2 separate regions of the Homo sapiens genome follow, and region 2 is linked to region 1. The links are chromatin loops, found by intact Hi-C in ENCODE. Cell type or tissue: CD14-positive monocyte. All regions are shown on one strand. Links, peaks and the distances in the headings refer to the core of each region. The heading gives the core; the rest is flanking DNA.

The links. Hi-C counts contacts between places; a loop is a spot of excess contacts. Peaks named below come from ENCODE experiments on the same cell type or tissue, not always from the same donor. Only the 100,000 strongest peaks of a DNase experiment are listed, where the experiment ranks them.
Region 2: a loop joins it to region 1, with 3 times the contacts of the local background. A loop is called at or near these places in 3 of 110 quality-filtered maps.

What each region holds. Positions count from the first base shown.
Region 1 is chr12:128,912,545-128,928,109 of GRCh38, reverse strand. It overlaps GLT1D1 (glycosyltransferase 1 domain containing 1), which reads right to left. Exons shown (of 12, transcript NM_001366886.1): 6 at 13,121-13,177; 7 at 1,656-1,751; 8 at 956-1,005. Among named protein-coding and RNA genes, the nearest start is that of GLT1D1, 67 kb to the right of the region's middle. RefSeq lists an enhancer at 11,495-11,614. In CD14-positive monocyte, for the core only: no CTCF peak of the experiment used is centred there; a DNase peak (open chromatin) is centred at 7,439; H3K4me3 peaks cover 320 bases; H3K27ac peaks cover 2,192 bases.
Region 2 is chr12:128,848,390-128,863,954 of GRCh38, reverse strand. It overlaps GLT1D1 (glycosyltransferase 1 domain containing 1), which reads right to left and starts at 10,477. Exons shown (of 12, transcript NM_001366886.1): 1 at 10,306-10,477. The coding sequence starts at 10,373. LOC100128276 (a long non-coding RNA gene) reads left to right here and starts at 10,860. Exons shown (of 3, transcript NR_148996.1): 1 at 10,860-10,879; 2 at 11,603-11,762; 3 at 14,495-14,784. It also overlaps the pseudogene LOC124903089. RefSeq lists an enhancer at 9,496-10,147 and silencers at 10,009-10,208, 10,399-10,498. In CD14-positive monocyte, for the core only: no CTCF peak of the experiment used is centred there; DNase peaks (open chromatin) are centred at 7,284, 9,484 and 11,444; H3K4me3 peaks cover 4,916 bases; H3K27ac peaks cover 4,695 bases.

The sequences.
Region 1 (15,565 bases), core at 4,394-9,393:
AGACTAATTTTCACTTTATATAACTTTAATTTTCTTTTTATAGGACTCCTATGTATTTCTTTTCTTTTTTTCTATTCTTTTTTGTTTTTTTTTTTTTTTTTTTTTTTTTTGAGACAGAGTCTTGCTCTGTCGGCCAGGCTGGAGTACAGCGGTGCGACCTTGGCTCACTGCAGCTTCCACCTCTCGGGTTCAAGCGATTCTCCTGCCTCAGCCTCCTGAGTAGCTGGGATTATAGGCACCCACCACGATGCCCAGCTAAATTTTGTATTTTTAGTAGAGATGGGGGTTTCACCATGTTGTCCAGGCTGGTCTCCGACTCCTGCCCTCAGGTGATCTGCCCGCCTCAGCCTCCCGAAGTTGCCAGGATTACAGGCGTGAGCCAGTGCGCCCAGCCGGACTCCTCTGTATTTCCGTAGAAGTTATTAGTTATCCTTTGTAGCAATAAATTAGTCGTCAAGATTCATTGCCGTTGTAATGATCTTTAACCTTGGTCTAGTTTTCATTTTTAAGAGGCAAATTGACTTCATTTACTTAAAAAGAGGAAAACTCCACTTGGTTAGAAGAGCAATGTAAGCTGGGCGCGGTGGCTCACGCCTGTAATCCCAGCACTTTGGGAGGCCGAGGCGTGTGGATCACAAGGTCAGGAGATGGAGACCATCCTGGCTAACACGGTGAAACCCTGTCTCTACTAAAAATACAAAAAGTTAGCCAGGCATGGTGGTGGGCACCTGTAGTCCCAGCTATTCGGGAGGCTGAGGCAGGAGAATTGCTTGAACCCGGGAGGTAGAGGTTGCAGTGAGCCGAGATCACGCCACTGCACTCCAGCCTGGGGGACAGAGCAAGACTCCGTCTCAAAAAAATAAAGAAGAGCAATGTAAACTGATTGTAGAAAATACATAAAAAGTATATAGAGGAAAACAGAGATGAGATAAGTGTTTACTGCACATCAACTTACTTCAGGACCCACAATCACCAGGTGCACATTGGGCTCCTCCTGATGCCAGGCTTGGGAAGAAAAAAGAAGACAAAAAAACACTTCAAATGGGTTTAAGTCACAGCTGCAAGCACAACTAACTTCAATATAAATTTCTCAATAACATAAATTATTTCATATCATTTGGCTTTCATTCATAATATTAGGCAATTTAAATTATATTTATTTAGAATTTCTGTATTTGACATTTTATGATTTTAAGTGAATTTCTACAATATTATCCATTGTCCAGATTTCTAATTTACTGGATAACTAGGACTAGTCTCCAATATCACCCCAATTCAATGTGGACTTTGGAATATACCAAGACTGTATCGATTACCTTAAACAATAACCAAAACTCCAAATGCATCACACAAATCAGCATGTGTGAAATATTTTCAGGTAAAATTATTTTAGTCCTATCATTATTTGCTATTTTTATGATTTTCTCAGAACCTGAGGGCACAGGACAGTGGAAAACTAAACAGAAATTCCTCCAAAGAGCTGCTGATCCCATGCATTATTTTTCTGTTCTTTTCCAAAGTAGCAATCTAGAAACAGTTCTGCTCACGTGCAAAGAATGAGGAAAGAAAACTCAGGGCCCTGAAGAGAGAAATGCTGAGATGGGCGCCCACAAGGAATTCTATAAACAGTGGAGGAAGGTAGCCAGCAAACACACCTGAAAATGCGTCCACCAGATAGAGAGGATCCTTAACTTGTCGAAGTCCACATATCAGAAGAAATATGTGCAAATTATCAGCACTTTGGTTAATCTCTGTAAGAGAAGAGTTCAGAATGTTTTCAGTGGGGAGGGCTCTGGATGCTGCAGTAGCAATGACATCACAGATGCATTCAGAAGTGGAGGCCTCTGACTTCGAGGCCAGCTTCTCCTACTCTTATTATTATTATTATTATTATTATTATTATTATTATTATTATTGAGACAGAGTCTTGCTCTGTTGTCCAGGCTGAGTGCAGTGGTGCAATCTCGGCTCGGCTCACTGCAACCTCCTCCTCCTGGGTTCAAGCAATTCTCCTGCCTCAGCCTCCTGAGTAGCTGGGATTATAGGCATGCACCACCACACCTGGCTAATTTTTGTATTTTTAGTAGACATGGGGTTTCACCATGTTGGCCAGGTTGGTCTCAAACTCTGACCTCAGGTGATCTGCCCGCCTTGGGCTCCCAAAGTGCTGGGATTACAGGCGTGAGCCACCACACCCCGCCCCTACTCTTACTTTTATATTAATTTCCTTGCTGTAAACTAATGATTTCTGGTGGGAAAAAATGGAGCTGAGCTCAGGCTGTAAAATGCAACTTTTGCTGCAAAGAAAAAGGATGAGGCACGGGGGAACTGACTCAACTATGACTGAAATAGGAGCCAGACGTTCTAGAAAAGATTTAGATGCAATTCTAGATAGGAAGAATAATGTCTTGATGAAACTAGAAAAATGGTTTATATATTAATGTCCTCATGAACTCATATATGCATAGAGAGATCCACACACCTAAATGAATGCATGTCCTGGAATCAACCCAAACGCCCATCAATGATAGACTGGATCAAGAAAACATGGTACATATACACCATGGAATACTATGCAGCCATAAAAAGGAACGAGATCATGTCCTTTGCAGGGACATGGATAGAGTTGGGAGCCATTATCCTCAGCAAACTAATGCAGGCAGAGAAAACTAAAAACCGAATGTTCTCACTTATCAGTGGGAGCTGAATGATGAGAGCACATGGACACATGGGGGAAGGACACACTGGGGCCTGTCGGAGGGTTGGGGTCGCAGGAGGCAGAGCATCAGGAAGAATAGCTAATGGATGCTTGGGCTTAACACCTAAGTGATTGGATAATCTGTGTAGCAAACCACCATGGCACATTGTTAACCTACATAATAAACCTGCACATCCTGCACATGTACCCAGAACTTAAAATAAAAGTTGAAGAAAAGATAAACAAACACATGTCCATAGGTATATAAAGGAAAATGTATACAGATACCAAACCATCACATTGTACACCTCACATACATATAATTTCATTAATTGTACCTCAATAAATATGGAAAAAGTAAAAAAAAAAAACAAAAAACAATTTATTTATGAAGAAAAGAAAGAAGCAGCATTGTTTCCCAGGTTGGAAGCTGTCACTAAGACTGCTTGTGGTGGATGGCCACAGTCTTTGCAGCCCTTCCCATCTGAAGTGGAACAGATCACTGTACCCCAAGACCCGGGGCTGGCCTGGGACTTCCAATGGCTGTCAGTGGCAGTGGCCATATGTGATTTCCAAGCCTGGGCGGGGGAAGACTTTGTGCTTCCCACTCTCCCCACTGCCCCGTTCACACCGGTACCCTCTAATCTGGCCCCGCGATCTCTGTTCTCATTCTTAAGAATGAGGCTTTTTGGCTGGGCATGGTGGCTCACCAGGATCACTTGAGGTCAGGAGTTCAACATCAGCCAGGCCAAGATGGTGAAACCCCATCTCTACCAAAAATACAAAAATTAACTGGGCGTGGTGGCGGGGGCCTGTAATCCCAGCAATTCAGGAGGCTGAGGCAGGAGAATCACTTGAACCCGGGAGGCGGAGGTTGCAGTGAGCCAAGGTCACTGCACTCTAGTCTGGGTGACAGAGCAAGATGTCTCAAAAAAATAAATAAATAAATAAAAGAGGCTTTTTCTTTTTTTTTCTTTTTTTTTTTGAGACCAAGTCTCACTCTGTCAACTATGCTGGAGTGCAGCAGCACGATCTCGGCTCAGTGCAACCTCCACCTCCCCGGTTCAAGCAATTCTCATCCCTCAGCCTCCCAAGTAGCTGGGATTACAGGCACACACCACCACCCCGAGCTACTTTTTGTATTTTTAGTGGAGATGGGGTTTCGCCATGTTGGCCAGGCTGGTCTCGAACTCCTGACCTCAAGTGATCCGCCCACCTTGGCCTCCCAAAGTGTTAGGATTACAGGCATGAGCCAGTGCTCCAGGCCAAGAATGAGGCTTTAGTCTGGAGACTCCCGGCTGCATGAGGCCCTGGACACATTATGAGCTCATGCAGGACCCAGTGAGGGTTGGGCCGTCTGTAAGTGTCCAAGTGAGCCCAGCGGACACACATGAAGCAGCCCTCGCAGGGCCAAACCCCAGCATCAGGAGAAATGCAGGGGTGGCTGCTTTCAGCTGGTGCATTTTTTTTTTAATGAGAAAATATGTTTAATTTTGTAATAAAAGTTTCTGAAAAAGAGGCGTAAATTTAGACACATTTGCTTCACAGTCCAAATTCCTATAGTGAATCTGCTCTCTAAAGTGAGGGATCCTGGCCAGACGCAGTGGCTCACGCCTGTAATCCCAACATTGTGGGAGGCGGGAGGGCAGATCACCTGAGGTCAGGAGTTCGAGACCAGCCTGACCAACGTGGTGAAATCCCGTCTCTACTAAAAATACAAAAATTAGCTGGCTGTGGTAGCAGGCACTTGTAATCCCAGCTACTGGGGAGGCTGAGGCAGGATAATCGCTTAAACCCGGGAGGCGGAGGTTGCAGTAAGCAGAGATGGTGCACTGCACTCCCAGCCTGGGTAACAGAGTGAGACTCCATCTCAAAAAAAAAAAGAAAAGAAAAAAAGTGAGGGATCCAGACCAAGACATCTGCAGATACAGGAAAAAGCTGAGCCTTATTAGCAAAGACTTTGGAGGCATTAGAAGGTCCAAACCCCCCACCACAGAACAAATGGGAGCAGGTGGTGCATCCTGCGGTGGCTTATTACAGCTCAGTACACGACGCATGCAATAGAAATTGCTAATATATTTTACACAAGCCGACCTAAAACTTCAGCATTTATAACCTGTATAATTGGCCATAAAATTATGCAGGTTCAAGGTTTTCTTTCCCAGCACAGGCATTCGTCCATTATTTAATTCAAGCACTTTCATTTTCTCTATGCTATTCCAAATCTTGAACAAGAATACAACTAGTGTGAATATAATGACTTATGGCGACACCACTTTAATGCAATCACAAAAGCTTCAAAAAATTAATACCCAACGGGAGCAAATCTTACTGAAATGTTAAGATCGAGATGTCGCTCTTAGAAAAGCCTTGGAAAATTGTCACAGCCTCTGAATAAGCCGCTGACAATCTGCATTGTCAATTTTCATTGAATATGTAGAGTTTTTAATATTTCCTTAATACTCTTTTTTTTTTTTTTTTTTTTTTTTGAGATGGAGTCTCAGCCTGTAGCCCAGGCTGGAGTGCAGTGGTGCGTTCTCGGCTCACTGCAACCTCTGCCTCTTGGGTTCAAGCGATTCTCCTGCCTCAGCTCCCTGAGTAGCTGAGACTACAGGCACAGGCCATCATGCCCGGCTCTTTTTGGTATTTTTGGTACAGATGAGGTTTCACCATGTTGGCCAGGCTGGGCTCAAACTCCTGACCTCAGGTGATCCACTGGCTTCATCCTCCCAAAACGCTGGGATTACAGGCATGAGCCACCGCACCTGGCCCTTTCCTTAATATTCTAAGTATCCTGAAGCTAACTTTAGAAATGCAAACCTTAGTGAGTCCTTGTTTGACCAAAAGTCTAAGCTAGACGCTACATGCAGAATTTGAATTGTAGGTCAGAAGAATTTGAGGTTAGGCATTTGAATATGAGGTCAAGAGTCAAGCTATTCATTTTAATAAATGATTGTTAAAAATGGAGAAAACTTTTCAAGATTGAGAGGTCAGGTAGGAGAAACAGTCCAAGCCTACATTACTAGGCAAAAGCCACTAATGAATGCTAAAATTTGCAAGTGAAAGTTTGATGAGGATAGAGATTAAGAGCACCCTCTCAAAAATTACTTACTAATTACAAAGGAAATATAATACCTGTACAGTACACGGAGAAACCAGGGAATACCAGTTTAACTAGGGGAGGAAGCCTTAGCCCAGCACACATAGCTGGTGTGTATACACACACACACACACACACACACACACACAGAGTTTACATAGTCAGAAAAAGATCTCCAGTATTGGGACAAGCTGACGCTGTACACATCCATATGTGACACACTGAGAAGGGAGAAACATCACTTCCCCCATATTCTTGATGTGCATGGAATGTCTATTCATATACACAGAAGGGGGAAGAGGGAAAGAAGGAAGGTACAAGGAGAATCACAAAGGTACCAAAAAGAGGGGGAAGTCAAGAATCAGTATTACCGAATTGGAAAAAAAAAAAAAAGTAAATGTCAAACAAACAAACAATCTACAAAGATGGCATCCAGAGATGGTATTGAAAGCACTGTGTGAAGAACGCAGGTGACGTCAAGATGAAGAGACTCTGTTTAATTCTTCATTTTTGCTATGTGAGAAGTATGAGTGCTGGAAACCTATGTTGTTCCTCTACTCTGACACACTTAGCTACTGAGAACTCGAGGCTCTGAAGACGCATTGGCATTTTGGTCACACAGGCTGTAAAAAAGTGGCCCTCCAACTACCCCCGTCCTGGGATCCCTTGGAAAGATGGCCCTGAGAAGAGAATAATCCATAAGATACAATATTGATTTTCAGAGTTTTTTGACTATGACATACGGTAAGATAAACATATTATGTTGCAACTCAGTCACACGAGATATATAAATACACACATACACATACATAGACATAGAGTTTATATATGATTAAAAACATACTTTAGGCTGACTACATGCAAGCCACTTCGATGTTTTCTATTTGATTTCACTTCAATGTTTAAAAGTGCTGGTCCCTAACTTACTCAATTCATTATGAGACCCCTGACCTGCAAGACGCTGCAGGGAGATGGAGTGAATCCTATATTCCTTTCCTCTCCCCTCATCTTCTTCCTGGGTTGGAGATTAAGTGTAATGGGAATATAGGAAACTAAATTAGAAAATGATAGAATAAAGGGCTATAGACTTGTCTTACTCTAGGTTAAAAAAAAAAAACTAAAAGAAAGAGACAGCATTTGGATTTGAGTAGCTTATGTGCACTTTCCACATACCAAAATATCATTCACCAAAAATAAAGATTATAGAGGAAAAATCCTGATCAAGTGTTCAAGGGCTCAGGCTCATCACACGTAAGCATCAACTCTGATGAATTACACTTCGGGCTCCCTAAAGCCCCTGACAGCTTTAAGGTGGTATAAATTCTTAGCTTTTAACAAAGAACTATTAAATAAGGTTGGCCTGCTGATGCTCAGAGACAGGGCACATACCTGACTAATTTTTTTAATAAATGTTGTCTCCTCCTTTTAATGCCAAACTTATTTTTATTACCTTTGCTTTTCCTCTAATATCTAGGTTATCCATGAGTCAAGATTTGAACTCGTCACTTAACAAATGTCTTTCCGATAGAACCATTTCCTGGAGAACGGTATTTTTATCTTCAAAACAAAATGTGTTGTTTTCACGATCTGGCATATTGCTGCCAACAGCTACACTCCACATTGCTTAATCTCCCAAGTATGAGTCATGAGCGGGCTCAGGAACAGAAACCCAATCCACGCTGAGGCAGTCTCTATGCCCTGTATTCTATTCTAGAAGCTGTCTTTATTATTTTCTTTTTTCTTTCTTTCTTTTTTTTGAGACAAAGTTTCACTCTTGTTGTCCAGGCTGGAGTGCAATGCCGCAATCTCACCTCACTGCAACCTCCGCCTCCCAGGTCCAAGCAATTCTCCTGTCTCAGCCTCCCAAGTAGCTGGGATTACAGACATGCACTACCACACCTGGCTAATTTTTGTATTTTTAATAGAGACAGGACTTCACCATGTTGGTCAAGCTGGTCTTGAACTCCTGACCCTCAAGTGATCCGCTGCCTCGGCCTCCGGCCTCCCGAAGTGCTGGGATTACAGGCGTGAGCCACTGCGCCAGGACACACTCTTCATTATTTTTCACTTGTTATTACAAAAAAAAAGTACTTCAGTCGAACACATTAGACTTACTAAATTATAGCTGAAAAAGCTGATTTGGGGGCTATGCAAGAATAAAGGCTTCTACTAACACTAGTTTTCCATACAAAAAACAAGTGAGTTTTCCTAGGACTAGCCTGAGGAAGAAAAGTGCTACAATCTGAGTTAGGCAAATTTGAGTTTCCATTATAGAAATACAAATAGAGTTGACAGAGAGATAGAGAGAGAGATGGAGGGGGAGAGAGAGAGAGAGAGAGAGAGAGAGAGAGAGAGAGAGAGAGAGAGAAATAAGCAATAAAACTAGAAATACAATAAAACAGAAATCAGAAAAACAGGAAGGAGTTACCCAGTCAATTTAAGCTTTCATACGTTTTAGGTTTGATAGCCTGAAAGGAATCATGACTTTAGATGTGTTGGTTATTGAAATTTAAAGGCAAAATTCATAGAACATGGAATCATCACATTTAAAATGTATCTAGAAATGCACAGAAAAACTCAAAGACCAGGTAACTAATTTGATGTCTACACATCTATCTTCCAATCAGAATAGCTATTGTCAATATCGTGTGAAAAAATTACAACCATGCCATTTACTACACTTAACCTGCTTTATTATTTATTTGTTCTTAGTTGACCTGTTTGTATGTGAGATAATGGTAAGCATAAGAGGGGTTTGATGTTTTAAATTAAGGAGACTTACTCATTCTTTAGCTGGGGCTTAGAGATAGAATTGAGTATGGTCAGAAAACCTGTGACATGCCGGAAGAGGAGAATGCATCGCCACGTGGACATCAGACATTTAAGAAGCACACTACACACCCTGGTGACTAATCAATCACTCAACTGTTTATATGCAGTGTTAAATGAAGCCCTTCCCACCCACTCCCCCTGATTTCAAGGTTAATAGTTGGTGAGAAGGCAGATGGTATCTGATCACTAATAGTGTCTACCAACTTCACTCTACCTTCTGTTTTCACTGTCTGAAGCTCCAAGTGGGAGGGACAAATCACAGTCACAGGTTTCCAATGCTCCAGAGGCCAAGGGAAGATAGAGTAAGGTTGATGAGGACGGCCCATCCCCAGAGCCTGAGAGACGACAAAGACAAACGATGGCACAAATGCGAACAGATGCCTGATCATAAAACCCAGAGACGCAGATTAATCCTACATCTACCCTTAAGCCGTTATCTGCCACTGTCAGCTATCAGAGCCACAACCAGTCTCTCTAAGCCCATATATTCTGAATACATTTACAACTTCTAATTGCACACATTAAGATTAAGCAGCAGCCAAGTAGGTCTCCAGAGGAAAACGCTTTGTAAGGAGTGTTTAAAATCTCCTGGCTGTTCCCTTAATCATTCAATAGCAAGACCAACGAAACAGTCAACCCTGAGACTATGGAATGTGATGACAAATCATTCTCCTACTGGAAATTATGAATCTTAGTTACAACGCCATTGCGTCCTGTGATAGATTGAAGACAGACTAACCTTACAACAGGAAATTGAAAATGGGCCCACTCGTTCTGAATAATGGTACATGTAACTGACATGACAAAGCAGCTGAGGTCGTGTGGGTTCATCTGTAATACTGAGAACAGCCATGCTAGTGTGGCTGAGATTGATGAATACACTACGAAAATTATTTCTGATAAAATGCTTGGAAATTTTTCTTTTCAATAGAACTTAATACTGACATAGAGTATGTGGTAGAGGCTTTGTTTCAAGTCTTTTTTGTTTCATTTTATCTTATTTTATTTTAAGTTCCAGGATACGTGTGCAGGATGTGCAGGTGTGTTACACAGGTAAACGTGTGCCATGGTGGTTTGCTGCATCTATCAACCCATCACCTAGGTATTAAGCCCAGCATGCATTAGCTATTTTTCCTGATGCTCTCCTGATGCCCCCAGCCCTACCCTCTCCTGACAGGTCCCAGTGTGTGTTATTCCCCTCCCTGTGTCCACATGTTCTCATTGTTCAGCTCCCACTTATAAGTTGAGAACATGCGGTGTTTGGTTTTCTGTTCCTGCCTTAGTTTGCTGAGGATAACGGCTTCCAGCTTCATCCATGTTCCTGCAAAGGACATGATCTTGTTCGTTTTTATGGCTGCATAGTATTCCACGGTGTCTATGTACCACATTTTCTTTATCCAGTCTATCACTGATGGGCATTTGGGTTGATTCCATGTCTTTGCTATTGTGAATAGTGCTGCAATGAACATACACGTGCATGTATCTTTATAACAGAATGATATATATTCCTTTGGGTATATACCCAGTAATGGGATTGCTGGGTCAAATAGTATCTTTGTGGAATTGCCACACTGTCTTCCAAAACGGTTGAACTAATTTACATCCCCACTAACAGGGTAAAAGCGTTCTTATTTCTCCACAAGCTCGCCAGCATCTGTTGTTTTTTGGCCTCTTAATAATCGCCATTCTGACTGATGTGCGATGTTATCTCATTGTGGTTTCGATTTGCATTTCTCTAATGATCAGTGGATGATGAACTTTTTTCATATGTTTTTTGGCTGCATGTATGTCTTCTTGTTTCAAGTCTTTAGCATGAAAACAGACTTGGGGTGTCTTTCTGTTTGCTGAGGGCAGAGAATTGATTTTGCATCTTCAGTCTCTTCTTAGAAGTTTGCAGCAGGAGGCTAGGCGAGGTGGCTCATGCCTGTAATCCCGGCACTTTGGGAAGCTGAGGCAGATGGCTTACTTGAGCTCAGGAGTTGAAGACCAGCCTGGCCAACATGGTGAAAACCCTCTCTCTCCAAAAAATACAGAAAATTAGCCAGGTGTGGTGGGGCGTGCCTGTAATCCCAGCTACTTGAGAGGCTAAGGCAGGAGAATCGCTTGAAGCCAGGAGGTGGAGGTTCAATGTAACAGGATTTTACAGAAATTGATGAGTTGAGCCCCAAATTTAAATTGATATGCAAAAAACCTAGAATAGCTAAAATAATTCTGAAACAAAGTTATTGACTAACACTACTTGGTTTCTAGACTTACTATTACCCTATACCAACAAAACAGCATGATATTGGAATAAAGATAGGCATAGATAATGGAAGGCCACATACAGTAAACTGACTTTCAACGAAGGCACCAGAGCAATTCAATGGGCAAAGAAAAACATTTCCAATAAATGACGCCGGAACCATCTGGATATTGTTAAGAAAAAAAAACAGATCCCTACCTCATACAACACACAAATAGTAATTTCAGATGGATTTATAATCTTAAATGAAAGAGCTACAGCACTAAAACTTCTAAAGACATTTTAAAAAGAAAGAAAAACATCTTTGTGACCCTAGGGTAGGTAAAGATTTTGTAGACAGGACTCAAAAGCACTAACCATCAAAGAAAAAGTTTGATAAACTCGACTTCAATAAAATTTAAGCCTCTTCTGCTCTTCAAAAGACATGGTTAAGCAAACAAAAATATAAACCAGATAATGGGAGAAAATATTAACAATATATTTATCTGACAAAAGGCTTGTACCTAGAATATAAGGAAGTTCTACAAACCAATAATTAGAAGACACACACACACAATTGGCTAGACACTCACGAAACAAGATACATGAATGGCCAACGCGCACATAAAAAGGTGCTGAACAAAATTAATCATCAGGGAAATGAAACTTAGAAGAATGACAATGAGACACCATTTCATTATCTCCCTAGAACAACTAAAATTGAAAAGACTGTCTACTCCACCGGTGGGCAAGAATGTGGAGTAACTGAAGCTCTTGTCAGCTTCTGTGGAAGTGTAAGATGGCACACCTTGGAGAACTGTTTGGATATTTTTTATAATGTTAATCATATAGTCAAGCTATTTGACTTAGAGGCATTTATCCAAGAGAAGTGAAAACATAGGTCACCAAAAAACCTTGCACAAGGATATTCATAGTAAATGTATTTGTAACGGTTAAAAATGGAAAACAAGCTAAAAGTTCATCAATAGAAGAAGAGATAAACAATTTGTGATATATGGAATGAAATACACCATTCCAAAATAGAATACTAAGAAAAAAGGTCTACAGATACACACAATAGGGATAAATCTCAAACACATTAGTTGAACAAAGAAAGCCAGATACAAAAAATTATTCAATGCATGACTCCACTTAGATGAAGTTCAAGAACAGGTAAAACTAATCTAAGATAAGAAAAATTAGACTAGGAATCGCCTATAAAGAGACAGAAATTAAATATGGAAGAGGGCATGAGAGAACTTTCTTGAGTGGTGGAAATGTTATCTATCTTGATTGGGGTATTTGTCACATGGGTATATACATTTGTCAAACATTTGCCTAATTTTACACTTGAGATCTCTGCATTTCACTGCATACAAACTATAGAATTATTTTAAAAAAAGGATGAGTTCACTCTATTCTACTGACATAATGAGCAAAGAAGGCAGGTTAGAGTAGTAAGTGAAGCTTGACTTTGTCTTTTAAACATCATTATTTACATGTAAATTGTTGAGAAAGATCACATCAAACATTAATAGCAGTTTCTTTTTGGTGATGAAATTTCAAGTGATTAAAATTTTTGTTGCATTTTTTGGCCAGGCCCAGTGGCTCATGCCTGGATTCCCAGCACTTTGGGAGGCTGAGGTGGGTGGATCACCTGATCAGGAGTTCGAGACCAGCCTGGCCAATACGGCAAAACCCCGTCTCCATTAAAAATACAAAAATTAGCCAGGCATGGTGGCGCATGCATGTAGTACCAGCTACTTAGGAGGCTGAGGCAGGAGAATCACTTGAACCCGGGAGGTAGAGGCTGCAGTGAGTCTAGATCACACCACTGCACTCCAGCCTGGGCAACAGAACGAGACTCCATCTCAAAAAAAAAAAAAAATGTGTTGCATATTCTGATATTTTCTCATTTTTCTACAATGGTAATTTAACTACGTGTATAATTAGTAAAGTAAAATAAAATGAACACATGAGGTTGTTATTCTTATAAAGAACAAATGTCACAGGAAATGATACTGAAAATTTGGAAAGCAGGTGCTAAAAACAGCATCAGAAAGGGCCAGAGCCCCTGTCTCTCTGGCTTTCTAGCCCTGCTGTTCCTCAAAAGGATAAAACTACTCATGAAGCCGCAGACAGAGGGAAATGAACCTTGTTCTCTCTGACAACCACTTTTTCAAAACCGCATGAACGTCACAAGCTCCTGAAAGTAACTGACAAGATGCACTTCATCAAAATCCTCTAAGAAGATCTCATGTCTCACCAGAGCGTTGAAGAAAGGTATTCCAGTTAAAAGCGGCGTTTGGTGTTGTTGCAATTCCTGGGTCAAAGAAACAAAAAAAGGGCAAGTTCACTTTGAAGCGACTGCTGAAATACAATGAGTTATTTTGTGTTGAGGCTTATTATTATTATTACTATTATTCTTATTATTTTGAGACAGAGTCTCGCTCTGTCACCCAGGCTGCAGTGCAGTGCCACGATCTCTGCTCACTGCAACCTCCTCTTCCCGGTTTGAAGCGATTCTCCTGCCTCAGCCTCCCGAGTAGCTGGGAGTATAGGCGCCCGCTGCCACACCCGGCTAATTTTTGTATTTTTAGTAGAGACAGGGTTTCACCATGTTGGCCAGGCTGGTCTCGAACTCCTGACTTCAAGTGATCCTCCCGCCTCAGCCTCCCAAAGTGCTGGGATTACAGGTGTAAGCCACCACACACGGCCCACTTGTGTTGAAGTTTAAATAACAGTAGCACCTGGTTTTTATAAAGCCGCTCGATGCTCTGAGTGTGTCACTGAAGTCCCATGAATCCTTCAGCACAGGAGGGTTAAAAAGAGCCCATGGATTCCACATGAGAAAAGACGCACCCCTTTCAGCCCCAGGATCCATGACAGGCCCAAACGGGGTTAGGGGTTAGACAAACCTTGAGTTCCTTAAAAATGCCAGGAAGTAACAGGTTTCAAAAACACTGTCAGCTAAGCCCCATGTGAAAATTATACCTCCCTGTAAAATTCCCACTCTCAACCCTCACCAACTCATGCCTGATGGTCTGTTGGCTATTACTTCTTCAGAGAGAGAAGTTACATTTAATTTTTGCTGAAAAAAAAAATGACTATTTTACAATTTAGAAATTCAGAGGCAACGTCTAACACGTTATCTTGGTAACAGAAACATTTTGAAATTTTATAAAATGTAAGTAAATCAAGTCATCTAACCACCTCCAAAATCCACCTGCATAATCGTTATTCACACTGAATCATACTGACAGCGGCTATTTAACAAGCGCCCATTTCAAGCCAGCCCTGGGCTCCGACTGCATGTAGGCGCTTTCCATACTCCACTGTAACCCTTAAAGGCCCACTGAGCAGACTGCTTCCTCCAGTTTATCCAGCTGGACACTGATGTTCAAAGAGGTTAAACGCACTTCAAAATGCGCAGGGTGGAGGTGGTAGACGCTGTGTTCAAACCTACGCGCTGCCTCAGAGCCCAGGTTTTTCCTGCTGCACCAGCTAAAAATGTCACTGAAGCCAATGCAGCAAGGACACGGTGATGACAGGATGCCGTGCCTCACTAAGGTGCGCCTGAGCACCATGGAAGTCCTCAGGAGGCCCGAACGCCTGGCCTCAGCCTCTGCACTCGTTCTAACCTGAGCTTGGGGCCAATTACATGTTCTTCCTTGGATCTAGTCTTTCCATTATTTCTATCATGTAGTACAGTGGTTTACAAACTGTGTTTAGAGAGGCCGGGCACGGTGGCTCACACCTGGAACCCCAGCAATCTGGGAGGCCAAGGCGGACAGATCACCTGAGGTCAGGAGTTCAAGATCAGCCTAGCCAACACAGTAAAACCCTGTCTCTACAAAATACACAAAAATTAGCTGGGCGTGGTGGGGGGGCACCTGTAATCCCAGCTACTCGGGAGGCTGAGGCAGGAGAATTGCTTGAACCCAGGAGGCGGAGGTTGACGTGAACCAAGATTGCGCCACTGCACTCCAGCCTGGGCGACAGAGCAAGACTTCATCTCAAAACAAAAACAAAAAACTGTGTTTAAACCTCAGAGGGTTTGATGAAGGGCCTCAGATGCCACCATAGGGGCAGAATTGGGCAGGGAGGAAGGAGGAGTATGAAGGGAGAAGAGTTCCAGTTCCCCCAACTCAAGTCAGCTGAAACAGAAGCTCCGCATTTGGTTTGGTTTGTTTTTTCCAAACATACTGCTGATGGAGTATATCGTACTTCTACTGGCAGAAAATGTTAAGTGATCCGCATTTTAAATCATTATTTTATAATTTCTCCTATTTATCTTTTATTCTAATGTTAGAAAAATCTTAACAATGTAGCCATTCTCAGGCAGATTGCTTGAGCCCAGGAGTTCAAGACCAACCTGGGCAACATGGCGAAACCCCATTTCTACAAGGAATACAAAAAAAATCAGCTGGGCATGGCGGCTCATGCCTGCCTATAGTCCCAGCTACTGGGGGGGCTGAGGCTAGAGAAACGCTTTAACCCAGGAGGCAGAGGTTGCAGTAAGCCGAGATCGCACAACCGCACTCCAGCCTAGGCGACAGAGCCAGACCTTGTCTCAAAAAAGAAAAAAAAAAGTAGCCATTTCACTGATTATTTTTAAGTAAATCTGAGAAATCATATTATCTCCTTCATAAACATCTCAATATGTGTCTCTTAAGGATGCAAACTTATTCTTTTAAATATATATATATAT
Region 2 (15,565 bases), core at 6,548-11,547, 66 kb after region 1:
TTTTTTTTTGAGATGGAGTCTTGCTCTGTCGCCCAGGCTGGAGTGCAGTGGCACGATATTGGCTCACTGCAAGTTCCACCTCCCGGGTTCACGCCATTCTCCTACCTCAGCCTCCCGAGTAGCTGGGATTGCAGGTGCCCGCCACCACGTGTGGCTACTTTTTTTGTATTTTTAGTAGAGACGGGGTTTCACTGCGTTAGCCAGTGAAACCCAAAATTATTACTCTAACTTTCCCCTGCCTTCCTGTGTAAAACCTGACCATAAAGAAATTATCCCAGGCCAGGTGCGGTGGCTCACGCCTGTAATCCCAGCACTTTGGAAGGCCGAGGCGAGTGAATCGCCTGAGGTCAGGAGTTCAAGACCAGCCTGACCAACATGGTGAAACCCCGTCTCTATTTACTAAAAAAATACCAAATTAGCTGGGTGCGGTGGCACATGCCTGTAATCCCAGCTACTTGGGAGGCTGAGGCAGGAGAATCACTTGAATCCAGGAGGCAGAGGTTGCAGTGAGCCGAGATCACGCCACTGCACTCCAGCCTGGGCAACAAGAGCAAAACTCCATTTCAAAAAAAAAAATAATAAATTATCCAAACTACCTTGTTTGATTGCAAGTCACAAAGCTCCCATTCCAGAGCGGGCCTGCCTTGTACCAGAAGGAAAGAAGGCTGCACAGAGGGGCGAAGATGAATCCAGACAGACTCGCCTTGCTGGGCCTCCCCAAGCAGTCTATCGGTGTTCGATCAGACCCTTTTCATCCCATCCTATTCCCATGTGGCTGTCCGTACCTTGTTGAACCTAAGCATAAACTGGCCAGTCTCTCGTGTCTCTGGGTCTTCATTCTGAAGGCTCCCATGTCATGTAAAACTATGACCAACACAGGTGTGTGCCGTGTCTCCTATGAGTCTGTCTTTGCCCAGCTGGTTTTCAGTGAACCCTCAGAGGGGGAAAGGGAAGCTCTTCCTTGGACCCTACGCCCTCTGGAACTAGGTCGGCTCTATTCAGAGTCCTCTCTCTGTCATCACCCTACACTTCTCTGTCATAGCACTGATCGTATCACAATCAGACAAATGTTTGGGTAATTACGTGCTTGTGTCTGTCTTCCATGCTAGAATGCTAGACTTGTCTTCCAAGTGACAATGCTTAGCATCGAGCTGATGTGCGCAAGCTGTCTGTGGTTGAGCGGCTGCCTCCTGAGGACAGGGACTGCTGACGCCGGCTCTGTGTGTAGCGCCTACACAGCACTGTACCCATGGGAGACGCTCAAAAAATATCTGCTGAATGAAGATATTAACAACTTTCTTTTTGTGTGATACAGGGTCTCATTCTGTTGCTGCCCAAGCTGGAGTGCAGTGGTGCCATCATGGCTCATCACAGCCTCAACTTCCCTGGGCTCAAGTGATCCTCCTGCCTCAGCCTTCTGAGTAGCTGGGACCACTATGCTCAGCTAATTGGTGTATGTTTTGTAGAGATGGGGTTTCACCATGTAGCCCAGGCTGGTCTCAAACTTCGGAACTCAAGCAATCTGCCTGCCTCAGCCTCCCAACGTGTTGGGATTACAAGAGTGAGCCACAGCGCCCAGCAACAACTTTCAATGGCTATCTTTGTGGTTTTTTTTTTTTTTTTTTTGAGACAGAGTCTCACTCTGTCACCCAGGCTGGACTGCAGTGGCGCAATCTTGGCTCATTGCAGCCTCCACCTCCCAGGCTCAAGCAGTTCTCCTGTGTCAGCCTCCTGAGTAGCTGAGATTACAGGCATGCACCACTATGCCCAGCTAATTTTTGTATTTTTAGTAGAGACAGGGTTTCACCATGTTAGCCAGGCTGGTCTCAAACTCCTGACCTCAAGTGACCTGCCTGCCTCAGCCTCCCAAAATGCTGGGATCAAAGGCGTGAGCCACCGCGGCTGGCCTCAATGGCTATCTTTGGACGTGGAAAAATTAGTAACAAGATCTTCAAAAAACAAACAAAACCAAGGAAGGCAGAAAAAATAAAATAGCCTCCTTGTCTGAACTTCATCTGCATTCACACTTTCCTTTGACTCCTCAAAAGAAAATCTAGAAAACCTGAAAACTTTTCCTCATACTTTTTTTTTCTTCCCAAATGCTTGACACAGAGAATTCAGAATGATGCGGCCAGAAAGTAGCCGGGCCTGGAAGGGAAAGTACTGCCTTGGATGCAAAGGATGTTTGCATTTCTTCCTTCGCTTTCTCTCCTTTCTGGTCCGTGTCCTGTAGTGCTCCGATCTGCCCCCATTATCTAAAATGCTTCCCATTCCGACAAACACACCTTTGCACTCTCCGTTCCAGATGGAGAAACACAACAAACACACAGTCACCACCCCGCTGCACCAAGTCCAGCTATGAGTGTGACAACATTTGCCATCATTCTGATGTCAACACACTCCTGGCTGGACTGAACTGCCCCTTGGGCTTCCCTGCTCTGGGCCGAGGAGGACCAAATGCTCTATTTTGTTCTCTTCCCGAGACCATCTTCACGCATTTCCCCAGTACCCTTGGCAGCTCTGCAGACAATACCCTAGGCATGCAACTCAGTTATCTAGTGAATATCTGATATCAAGATGTAGAGCACGGGTCAGAAGGCCTTTCCTGGAAGCAGACAGAGAGGAAATACCTTTGGGTTCGTGGGTCAGAGGGCCTCTGTTCTAACTACTCCATTCTGCCCCTGAGAAGCAAAAGCAGAAATGTGAACAACACGTAAGCGTATAATAGTATAGCTGGGGCCACTACAACTTTATTTACAAAACTGGCAGGGAGGCTGCGTTTCACCCCGGGCAGGCAGCAGTTTGTCGCCCTGGTTTTAGAAGATGATTTCAGTGTTTCCAAGGACTAGCCTCCTGTTTTAGCATAACGGGGGGCACCCTTTGAAACAACTCCACAACTTACTCTCGGCGTGAATATTTTTTACATCCACTCCTTGTGCAGTTTATCCCCCTCCACAGGTGACATGAACTTGGTTCTCTAGGTGTCAGACTCTATTTTTTCACTTACCAGAGCTGCTTTTAATTTTGAACTTCACCGTTAGAAACTGACCTAGACCAATTTCCCCGGTTCCGTGAGGACGGCCTGGCTCTCCTGGCAAATGTTCATTCTCAGGGGATCAGAGGGGGGTGGGGACCCTTCTGACCTCTTCCTTCCAACCTCACCACCAGGTGTGCCCTACAATGAGAGGAACTCTCACTCCAGATTCAGCCACACACACACAAAACGGTCTATTCTGCTGGGCTGCAGAACTCTCTGTGTTCTCCAAGCACCCTGCCCGAAGGATCGAGTCCACACTGGACCATACTGGCAGCCACACTAGCCAATCTAGTTAAGCCAGATGACAGAGGGTTATGGCAGGGATGCAAGACCAAATAGAGCTGGCAACCCCTCAAGGGCTGCCCAGCAGGTGAGGGCTCCCTGACTTCTTGGTCAAAAGCCTGTGTCGTCTTCCCAGTGAACCACATATCTTAGACACTACTAATTTCTTTTTGTTGAGACGGAGTCTCACTCTGTCACCCAGGCTGGAGTGCAGTGGTACAATCTCGGCTCACTGCAACCTCTGCCACCTGGGTTCAAGCGATTCTCCTGCCTCAGCCTCCCGAGTAGCTGGGACTACAGGTGCCAGCCAACACGCCTGGCTAATTTTTGTATTTTCAGTAGAGATGGGGTTTTACCATGTTGGCCAGGCTGGTCTTGAACTCCTGACCTCAGGTGATCTGCCCGCCTCGGCCTCCCAAAGTGTTGGGATTACAGGCGTGAGCCACCGCGCCAGCCTAATTTCTGAAATGCTTTATGCTAATGAACAAATCTTCTGACGTGGGTTGCTAATGTTACATTGCTTAGGAGACATCTCTAGAGTGTAGGTGCCACATTAGGGTATTCAGAATACTCGCTAGCAGCTCACAGGTTATACTTAAAGGAAACTTACACACCCTGAACACTTTATACTGAAGAATATTTAACGTGACACACAGACAATACGACATCAATTCTCAAGTTATTGATCCCCCAGATTTTTTGCCCAAGAAACACATTATTCCATTCTGTCACCTACATCTTCTAAAAAACTACTAGACAGCAGAAGCTTTAGATTTTCCTGTCTTTTTTTCCCAGTATTTTCCCTCTATCATGAAGGAAATCACAGGTTTTTCTCTCCTTCATTCCCCACACTCAACTGCCAAGTCCTGTTCATTTTACTTCTTAAATATGCCAAACCCAAATACATACATGATTTTCAACTACACACAAATCTCATGGCCTTTCATGGTGCAATCCTGTTTTTGGCACAAAACTGAAGGTGTCGCGTGGCCCTGTCTCCCTCTCCAGCCACATCTCCTGACCCCACCTAGAGAAGGGTTCATCAGCAAAGCCCTGTTCACATGTGGAGCAGGGTCACTCTTGGGGAGGGGCTGCCCTGTGCACTACAGGGTGTGGAGTGGCGTCCCACTCAATGCCAGTAGCCCCCAACACTAGTGGTGACAGCGAAGTATGTCTCCAGACCTTGCCCAACGGCCCTGGGGGCAAAATGGCTCCCCCTCCTCGGCACATCCTCTGTGCCCCATGCTCTTCCGGAGGCAGAGTCGCTGATCTACAGGATTCTGTGCTGTGAAGGCTGCGTGACTCTCAGCTCTGGAAGAGATGGTCTCTTCCCATCCCATTGGTTGACGCTCTGCCTAAGACGCCTCCCCCTCCGTTCTCCCACCTTGCTAACTAAGGCCCATTATGCTGATTAATAGCTCACAACTGTTGTTGATGAAAAGAGTCAAACTCTGTAAAATATTAAGAGATTTATTCTGAGCCAAATATGAGTGACCATGGCCTGTGACACAGCCCTCAGGAGGTCCTGAGAACATGTGCCCAAGGAGGTCGAGGTACAGCTTGGTTTTACACATTTTAGGGAGGCATGAGACATCAATCAAATACATTTAAGAAATACATTGGTTTGGTTCAGAAAGGCAGGACAACTCAAAGCATGGGGGTTGCGGGGAGGAAGGGCAGTTCCAAGCTATAGGTCAATTTAAACATTTTCTGGCTGACAATTGGTTGAGGCTTGTCTTAAGACCTGGGATCCATAGAAAGGAAATGTTCAAGTTAAGATAAAAGACTGTGGAGACCAACGTTCCTTTGAAGTCTTACGGTGGCTGCCCTTAGAAACAATAAATGACAAATTTTTCCTCTTCAGATCTTTAAAAGGTGCTAGACTTTTAGTTAATCTCTTCAGGATTGGGAGGGCATGGAAGAAAAAGATCTAGCTATGTTAATGGAGATTTTTTTTTTTTTTTTGAGACTGAGTCCCCCTCTGTTGCCCAGGCTGGAGTGCAATGGTGTGATCTCAGCTCACTGCAACCTCTGCTTCTGGGTTCAAGCAATTCTCCTTCCTCAGCCACCCAAGTAGCTGGGATTACAGGTGTGTGCCACCACGCCCAGCTAATTTTGGTATTTTTAGTAGAGACGGGGTTTCACCATGTTGGCCAGGATGGTCTCCAATGCCTGACCTCAAGTGATCCACCTGCCTTGGCCTCCCAAAGTGTTGTGATTACAGACGTGAGCCACCAGGCCCGGCAGAAATTCTTTACAGATGCAGATTTTCCTCCCACAAAGGATGGCTCTGCAGGGCCATTTCAAGATATGGCACAGAAGCATGTTTTGGGGTTAAATATTTTGATTTTTTTTCTTGTCTCATAATGTTATGCCAGAGTCAGACTGGAAGGTAAGTCACGATATACAGTGTCAAATAAAACCCATCTGATGGGATTTTATGGTTTGTAGGGCATGACTCCCAGACCCCTTAGACAGGAATTTGGGCAAGATAAAAAAATCAGAGCTTAGTCCTCACTATGTTCCAGACACTGCTTTAAAAACGCTGAAAGTGTATTAACTCTTTTAATTCCATTCACAACCCATATTGGCATCCTCATTATGAAAAAGAACACTGAGCCACAAAGCAAACTTGGTCTGGACCTTGCCATTTTTCAACAGGGAATGGGCTTGGAAGGCACGAGAAGGCTTTCCCTGACCTCTGATCTGGGATCGGTCCCCACCTATATGTCCCCAGAGGATTCTGTGCTTCCCAGGCCAATACATTCATGAGGATTTAGCACCCTTACTTATAGATGGGGTGTTGCTTTACAATGACCAACTTGTGCAAGAATAGAACCCCTTCTTTTTTTCTTTAAATTCAGTCTTACCTAATTCTGACCTCCTATTCTGCCAGGCTGATGGGAACTCCAGATTTACGTATTTGGGGAACTCCTTCACCAAGTGTCCAGGGTCAGTTGAAGGTGGTCTCCGGGGTCTTTGGCAGAGATTTTGGAGGAGAACATCCAGTCCTCACTGCTCATTGCTGATTAGATCACAGGGACTCTCAGTCACCAAGGGAACCTCCCTCCCCGCCCGTCCAGGACACCAGCATCATTTCCTCAAGGAGACTAAGCTTTCACAAGGCAGAAGATGTCTTCAAGCAACTTCTGCTTTTTTCTTTTTCTTCCCCCAGCAATCCTTCCTGAGGTGAAGGACAACAAACGCCTGGTCTGAATAAACATCAAAGCCTGAATAGCAGCCTTTATTCTGCTTCTGCACAGCCAGGAAAAGAAAGAACGAAGTGACTAAATGGCCCTCCACTCCAGTTTAGCTGAAGTCAACCTTCTGCATAAACCCTGCCCGCCTCCTTCCCCTTTGTAGCCCCAAGGCCTAGCAAGACAGGCACTTTCAAAAGTGCACCACCAACAGAATGATGGGGGAGTGAATCTCAGGACGGCAGCTAACATAGTTATTTTTTCTATTAATTCACCTCTGAGTTGGGACAAAAGTAACGTGACCTTGTGGGTGGATGTGAGTTTGGGCCCTTGGAAGATGTGGGTTTACAGCTCAAGTTAGGAGCAAAATATTAAATAACAGGTAATATTTCCTTTTTGCCTGAAGCTTCTAACTCTGTGCCCGTTCAGGTTCTTCGGTCACTCAACATTGTTTTTGATTTTCTTTTCTGTTTTTGAAACGGAGTCTTCTCTGTCTCCCAGGCTGTTGTGCAGTGGCGCCATCTTGGCTCATGCAACCTCCGCCTTGCAGGTCAAGCGATTCTTGAGCCTCTGCCTCCCGAGAAGCTGGGATTACAGGTCTGTGCCACCACAGCTGGCTAATTTTTTTATTTTTAGCAGAGATGGGGTTTCACCATCTTTTTTTGTTTTCTTGTTTTTTTTAGTGGTAATTACTTCTTAAGCACAAAGTGTTTTCCCCACCACATGTACAAGCCAGATTTGGCCTCTCTCTCTGACTCATTTCCTAGCACTGGCCCCAAACTCTCTATAGTCCAGTGACCCTGGCTGCCTTTCTGCTTCTCACACAGCTCAGGACCTGTGTTCTCACCATTATTCCTTCCTGGGACCATCCCTCCAGATCTCAGTGACAGCCTCTTTTCGGTCTTAGCTTCAATGTCATCTCCGGAGACAGCCTCCCAGACCACATTCTCTAAAGCATCTCAGCCATCATCATGCCTCTCAATCACTTTATCTAGTTTTGTCAGAGGCGTCTGAACCAGAGTAACTCAGTCTTGAATAAGGGCTGGGTAAAATGAGGTTAAGACCTACTGGGCTGCAATCACAGATGGTTAAGGCATTCTAAGTCACAGAATGAGATAGGAGGTCGGCACAAGATACAAGGTGATAAAGACCTTGCTGATAAAACAGGATGCAGTAAAGAAGCCAGCCAAGACCGACCAAAACCAAGATGGCAACGAGAGCGACCTCTGGCTGTCCTCACTGCTACACTCCCATCGGCACCATGACAGTTTGCAAATGCATGGAAATGCCAGGAAGTTACCCTATATGTTCTGGAAAGGGGAGGTGTGAATAATCCACTCCTTGTTTAGCATATCATCAAGAAATAACCATAAAAATGGACAACCAAGGCCAGGCGAAGTTGCTCATGCCTGTAATCCTAGCACTTTGGGAGGCCAAGACCAAAGGATCACGTGAGGTCAGGAGTTCGAGACCAGCCTGGCCAACATGGTGAAACCCTGTCTCTACTAAAAATACAAAAATCAGCTGGGTGTGGTGGCAGGCGCCTGTAATCCCAGCTACTCCGGAAGGTAAGGCAGGAGAATCGCTGGAACCGGGGGGCAGAGGTTGCAGTGAGCTGAGACCCCGCCATTGCACTCCAGCCTGGGCGAAAGAATGAAGCTTTGTCTCAAAAAAAAAAAAAAAAAAAAAAAAGGCAACCAGCAGCCCTTGGGGCTGCTCTGTCTATGGAGTAGCCAGTCTTTTATTTTTTTACTTTCTTAATAAACTTGCTTTCACTTTAAGGACTCGCCCTGAATTCTTGCTTGTGCAAGATCCAAGAACCCTCTATCGGGTTCTGGATCAGGACCTCTTTCCGTTAACAGTTTTGTTTTATTTTTTAGAGTTTTGATCTGCCACCCAGGCTGGAGTTCAGTGGTGCAATGTCACTTCGCTGCAGCCTCAACCTCCTGGGCTCAACTGATCCTCCTGCCTCAGCCTCCTGAGTAGCTAGGACCACAGGCATGCACACACCACATCAGCTAATTTTTAAATTTTTTTTTGTAGAGATGAGGGTTTCACCATGTTGCCCATGCTGGTCTTTAACTCCTGGGCTCAAGCAATCCTCCCATCTCAGCCTCCCAAAGTGCTGGGATTACAGGCTTGAGCCGCCATGAAAGCCTGCCCTAGGTTTTTTGTTTTTTTTGTTGTTGTTGTTGTTTTTTTTTTTTTTTTTTTTAGATGGAGTCTGGCTCTGTCACCCAGGCTAGAGTGCAGTGGCGTGATCCCAGATCAATTGGCTCACTGCAACAGCTGCCTCCCAGGTTCAAGCGATTCTCCTGCCTCAGCCTCCTAGTTTTGCTTTCTTAATAGCACTAATCCCTATGTGAAATCACCTCCTTCATTCCTCTCCCATACTGGGATGCTGGTTCATCCAACAGAGCCAGGAACACAAAGGGCTCCTCACTGCTAAACCCAAGCAGAGCATCACTGACCTATTTAATAGAAACCTGCACCATGAAACCTGAGTGTAAATTTTCCAGCAAATTTCAGAAAACTGATGGATCCTCTCTTGGTCATTTCTGCTTATGATCTTTAGGAGAAATTAGCTGAAAGGGACATGAAAGTGTTGGTGGAGTCTCAATTGCTCATTTTAATGATGAGGAGGCCGGGCACAGTGGCTCATACCTGTAAACCCAGCACTGTGGGAGGCCGAGGCAGGCGGATCACCTGAGGGCAGGAGTTCGAGACCAACCTGGCCAACATGGTGAAACCCTGTCTCTATTAAAAATACAAAAATCAGCCGGGCGTGGTGGTGCACACCTGTAATCCCAACTACTTGGGAGGCTGAGGCAGGAGAATGCTTGAATCCAGGAGGCGGAGGTTGCAGTGAGCCCAGATTGCGCCACTGCACTCCAGCCTGGGTGACACAGCGAGACTCCATTTCAAAAAAATAAATTGATGGGGAAACAGGCCCACAGAAGGGAAGTAAATCGGGAAATTTCATGAAGCAAGTCCGCTTTTACACACACACACACACACACACACACACACACACACACACACACGGCTTCTGTTAAGCTGCAGGCTCTAATCCTGGCACTTCCCAGGCTTCGCCTCAAGGAATATGTTTATCCGGCTAATACAGGCCGAGCGCCCGCTGTGCGGGTGGGAGGCGGCGGGATTAACGCGGCGGCCCCTCCCCGGGCCCCCGCCGGGCTTGCGTTCCAGCGACCAGAACACAGACCAACAAGTAAACAAATAAGACAAAGGCAGAAAAAGATGAGTGTGAAGGAGCTAACCAGCCAGGAAGACGAGAATAGACAGGGCAGAGGGGAGGTGGGAAAGGGACTTCGGGGACAGGACCCCGGACGCCGGCACACAGCCGAGACCCGATCCGCGAGGGCAGGGCTGGCACCGCGGTCCCCGGCCTGGAAACGCGCCCCCGCCGGGAGCTCCGCGGACCCCGCTGCGCATCCCTGCGGATCCTGCTCCCATCCTGCTTCTGCAGCGAGGCCTTCCCGGGCCCCTCCACGACAGGCTCCGGGCCTGTTCACCTGCTCAGTCCCCTCCGGAGAGCGCGAGGCCAATGCGCCGGCCGCACGGAGACCCGGGGACACGCGCGCCACGCAGAAGGCACCGACCCCCGCGCGCCCGGCAGGCGGCACCGGCCCATCCGTTTGTGCGCGCGGCTCGGGACGGCCCCGGCGCGGCTGGAGGGGGCCTGGCTGAGCGCCCCGCGTCCCCGGGTCCCGCGTCCCCGCCCCCCGGCCCCCGGCCCAGGCTTCGTAGGCCCCGGCGCCCTGCACCTACCGAACGCGCTGGGCCGTGACCGCGTTGCCGGTGTGTGGCCGCAGCACCGCCAGGAACAGGAGCCGCATGCCGCCGCCGCCGCCCGGGCCATCGACCGGCCCCGCCGCCGCCGACCAGGCCCCGGGGCCGGCGCAGACGCGGACGGCGGGGGAGCCGGGGCGGCTGGGTCTGTCCCGCCCGCCCCTCCCCGAGGCCGCGCCCCAGCTCGCAGGTTCCGGCGCCAGGCGGGGAGGGGGACAGGAACCGGGGGCCTCGGGCGGCGCGAGCCCTGGGTGCGGGGTGGCGCGGGTGTGCCCCGTGGGGTCCATCACCAGGGTAGCCGCGGTCTGTTTCCACCTGGACCAGGACCAGCGGTGACCACAGTCCCTTCCACGGGGACCAGGACCATCGGTGACCACAGTCCCTCACACGGGGACCAGGACCAGCGGTGACCACAGTCCCTCCCAAGAGGACTAGGACCAGCAGTGACCACGTTCCCTTCCACAGGGAACAGGCAGCGGTGACCACAGACCATTCTCACGGGGACCAGGACCAGCGGTGACCACAGTCCCTCCCAAGGGGACCAGGACCAGCGGTGACCACAGTCCCTTCCCACAGTGACCAGGACCAGGGGCGGCCTTGGTCCTTTCCCACAGGGAACAGGAGCAGGGGTGGCCATGGTCCGCTCCCATGGAAACCAGTGATGGCTTCCATGGGCTTCATTGGGAAATCAGGGCTTCACGGAACACCGGGTTGGCTGCAGGTCTGTGCCCACCGGGACCAGCAGAGACCTCGGGTTCCGTCCCACAGGGTGCTGCAGAGAGGGGCTCTCAGCCTCATTTTCCATGACAACCTGAGTGGGGCCTTGGTCCGCACGAAGCCCAGGATTCCTTTCTAGTCCCATTCCAGGGAACGTGGCATGATCAGTCCCAAATTCCTTCCCAGGCTAGACTACCCTAAAACTAACCCGAGGAGGGGAACATGGGGACTGTGTGAGGAGACAGTAGAAACCCATTTCAGGGCCGCACCTGTCGGGTGAGAAAGATGTTGGAGAGGGGAACCTGGGGTTCATCAGGGTACATGGGCTGCACCTGGTCTGGATCTCCAAACTAGGATACCTTGAGTGAGAGAAATAGGGAACTGAAGGAGGCCTCTGGCAAAATGCCATCTGTGGATTTAAACAAGCACTCCCCAAAACAGCTGTTAAGTGTTTACAAAGATGCACATGTATTTACAGATGTGGGACATTCTAGTGGGTGCCCAATATTTCCATTGACCTTCAAACTTGATTTTCTGTCATCCCCTAAATACCTTCCAGCCTCAAAAAGGTAAAGTGGGAATGAAGAAAGCCATGACATGGGATAACCACCGTCAGTGGCAGGTCTCCGGCCTCCCTACGCAGCATGGTGACCCCCAGGCTTATCAAGATATAAAAGTCCATCCTGGAGGGCACATTCGGCTCCGCAGGCTTCTCCCAGGTACGTCCACCACTCTGCCTCTCAGTGTGGCATGGAGTAGGGAAGAGTTGTATATCATTGTAGAACAATCAAAATCCTGTCCTCCTCTCACTCTCAAAAAAACACCCAGGATTTTGCTCTTCTTCCTGGTATTTCAGCTTCCCAGGCACCAGGCAGGCAGGCCACATCCTTTTTAAAGGACAAAAGCGATCTGAAAATATTATCATTCTGCTAAACAACTTAATACTTTCCAACAGAATTACATAAGCAAACAGGAAAGGGGACAAGTTGCACAGAGCTGTCACAACCCCCTTCTAACGACATTTTAGAAAAAGAGTTTTGACCCCGGGCACGGCGGCTGACTCCTATAATTCCAGCACTTTGGGAGGCCGAGGTGGGTGGATCACTTGAGGCCAGGAGTTCAAGACCAGTCTGGCCAACATGGCAAAACCCCGTCTCTACCAAAAATAGAAAAATAGATGGGCATGGTGGTACAAGCCTGTAGTCCTAGGTACTTGGGAGGCTGAGGCATGAGAATCATTTGAACCCAGGAGGCGGAGGTTGCAGTGAGCCGCGATCATGCCACTGCGCTCCAGCCTAGGCAGTAAAGCAAGACTCAGTGTTAAATAAATAAATAAGTTTTGAGTGGACTCCTGATATATTTGCTACACACCAAGAAGAGGCAATAAAACGCAGTGTCTGGTGTGGTATACAGAAGTAGAGGGGGGCACTTGCCCATGATCTTCCCCTATTTCACCTTGCCCATGGGATATTAAAAGCTAAATGTGAACAGATACATTTCTGATTTTACAAAGGCGACTTCAGCATGAGCCCAGAAAGGAACCTCCCTAAGGAGAGTTGAACTGGCAGCCTTGTGGGCTCAATATCATCCTTAGATGTATTTAGGCTACACCGTGTTTTTCATAAAAGCTGAGCTATTATTTTTTGTTTGTTTTGAGACAGTGTCACTCTGTCATCCAGGCTGGGGGTGCCGTGGTGTGATTATGGATCACTCCAGCTTCCACCTCCTGGGCTCAAGTGATCCTCCCATCTCAGCCTTCCAAAAAAGTAGCTGGAACCATAGATGTGCACCACCATGCTGGGCTAATTTTTTGTATTTTTTGTAGAAGTGGGGTCTCACTATGTTGTCCAGGCTGGTCTTGAGCTCCTGGGCTCAAGCAGTCAACTCACCTCAGCCTCCCAGAGTACTGGAATTACAGGCGTGAGCCACTATACCTGGCCAAGCCACCATTTTTTAATTGGGAGCTTTCATATAGAAGTTGGAATTTCTGATATCTGTTAAAAAATGAGAGATCTGATTAAATGAAGCCACCATCCTGTGGCTGACTGAAGCTGGGAAGCAGCTGCCTGCTTAAGATGAAATCTGAATGTGCCATTTCACACAGTGCTTGAAGGCTCACTTCAATTCCTTGATAACCTCGATCTGTATTCTTGTGTTTAGAAAAAATTTGAAGTTTATTTTTACGTAAATTAAGTTCAGAAGAAGGTGGCCCAAGCCTAATATAGTGGCTGTACCATCACCAGGAACCCAGACTTTCCTCTGTCTACTCCATCATGCTAGTGTTTAGCTTCTAGTCTCAAGATCACCTTATCAAGGAATTGATAAGGAGTAGGACTGCTACAGCTCCACCCATCACATCAACATTCCAGGCAGCAGGAAGGAAGGAAAGGCAAAAGTGGTGCACTCCAGATGGTGTATTTTATTTTAAAGTGTCTTCCTAAAAATGCAAACAGCCCTATGCCTTTATTGTGTTGGCCACGTGGCCATTTCTTGCATCCAAGGAGGCTAAGACATGCGGTCTATTAACTGGGTACACTGCCACCTAAATACAATCGTGGTTACTAAAGAAAAGTGGCAGAATAGGTTTGCAGTAAGTCACCTCTGCCATAGCAATCTAAATTAATAGATTAAAAGAGGAAATGGCAGAGGCATTTGAATCAGAGCAACTCCCTCTTGAATAGGGGCTGGGTAAAATGAGGCTGAGACCCGCTGGGCTGCCTCCCAGGAGGTTAAGGCATTCTAAGTGACAGGATGAGATAGGAGGTCGGTACAAGATACAGGCCACAAAGATCTTGCTGATAAAACAGTTTGCAGTAAAGAAGCCGGCCAAAACCCACCAAAACCAAGATGGCAATGAAAGTGACCTCTGGTTGTCCTCAACTGCTACACTCTCACTAGCGCCATGACAGTTTAGGAATGCCATGGCAACGTCAGGAAGTTACCCTATATGGTCTAAACAGGGGAGGCATGAATAATCCACCCCTTGTTTAGCATATCATCAAGAAATCACCATAAAAATGGGCAACCAGCAGCCCTCGGGCTGCTCTGTCTATGGAATAGCCATTCTTTATTCCTTTACTTTCTTAATAAACTTGCTTTCCCTTTACTGTATGGACTCGCCCTGAATTCTTTCTTGTGTGAGATCCAAGAACCTTCTCTTGGGGTCTGAAATAGGACCCCTTTCCGGTAACAGAAATACATATGACCCTCTCAATGGGTGGAATAAGAACATTCAGTAGGATTCAACACTCATTCTTGATGATACAAAAGAAGTAATAAAAGTAAGAAGAAAGAAAGGAACAAAGGAAGGAAGGAGGGATGGGGAGGGAGGCAGGGATGAAAGGAAGGAAGGAATTCAGTAATATAAGAAACTACGAAGAACTTTAAAAACTCTGTTTTTTAAAATCTTGCAGGTAAAAATTGCCTGACTCTGTGATTATCTCTTTTCTAGTCTCTCTACAGCTTATGAGTGGTTGAACCAGATTCAGAACTGCTCTCCAGAGGACTTTTGGAAATTTGGGGATGGAGAAGGAAATTTGTTGTCAGAATGATTAAGGAATGTCGTCAATATTTCACAACTAGGCCCAGAAGTTTTAACACCTTGCAACGTATAGGACATCCCTGCCTAAAGAAAAAATGCTTTTCCCCAAATGCCAGTAGATACCTGTATTAGTCAGGGTTCTCCAAGGAAACAGAACTAATGGGAAATTCATATTCGTAAATGGAGATTTATTATGAGGCATTGGCTCATGTAATCATGAAGGCTGAGAAGAACCCTGATCTGCTGTCTGCCATACGGAGAACCAGGAAAGCTGGTGGTGTAATTCAGTTCCAGTCTGAAGGCCTGAGCAATGGTGTAAATCCCAGTTTGAGGGAGGAGGGGGAATGGTGGGGGTGGTTGCTGAGAAGATGACATGAAATGTGCCCGCTCAAGCAGTGAGGCAGTGGGGAAAATGGAGGGGGGTGGGGAAGGGGGGGCAAATTCCTCTTTCCTCCTCCTTTTTTTCTTGAGAACAGGGTCTTACTCTGTCCCCCAGGTTGGAGTGCAGTGGTAGGATCTCCGCTCACTGCAAACTCCGCCTCCTGGGTTCAAGCAATTCTCTTGCCTCAGCCTCCTGAGTAGCTGGGATAACAGGCACACACCACTATACCCAGATAATTTTTCATTTTTAGTAGACACGGGGCTTCGCCATTTTGGCCAGGGCAGTCTCGAACTCCTGACCTCAAGTGATCCGCAGACCCTCCTCGCCTCCCAAGTGCTGGGATTACAGGCGTGAGCCACCGCACCCAGCCTCCTCCACCTTTTTCGCTCTACTCAGACCTTCAACAGATTGGATGAAGCCCAGCCACACCGGGGAGCGCACTTGCTCAACTCAGTTCACGGACGCAAATCTCATCTGGAAACACCTGCCCAGGTCCACCTTGAAACTACGTCCAATGTGGGCCCCTGATATGGGTTTGGATCTGTGTCCTCGCCCAAATCTCATGTGAAATTGTAGCCCCCAGTGTTGGAGGTGGGGCC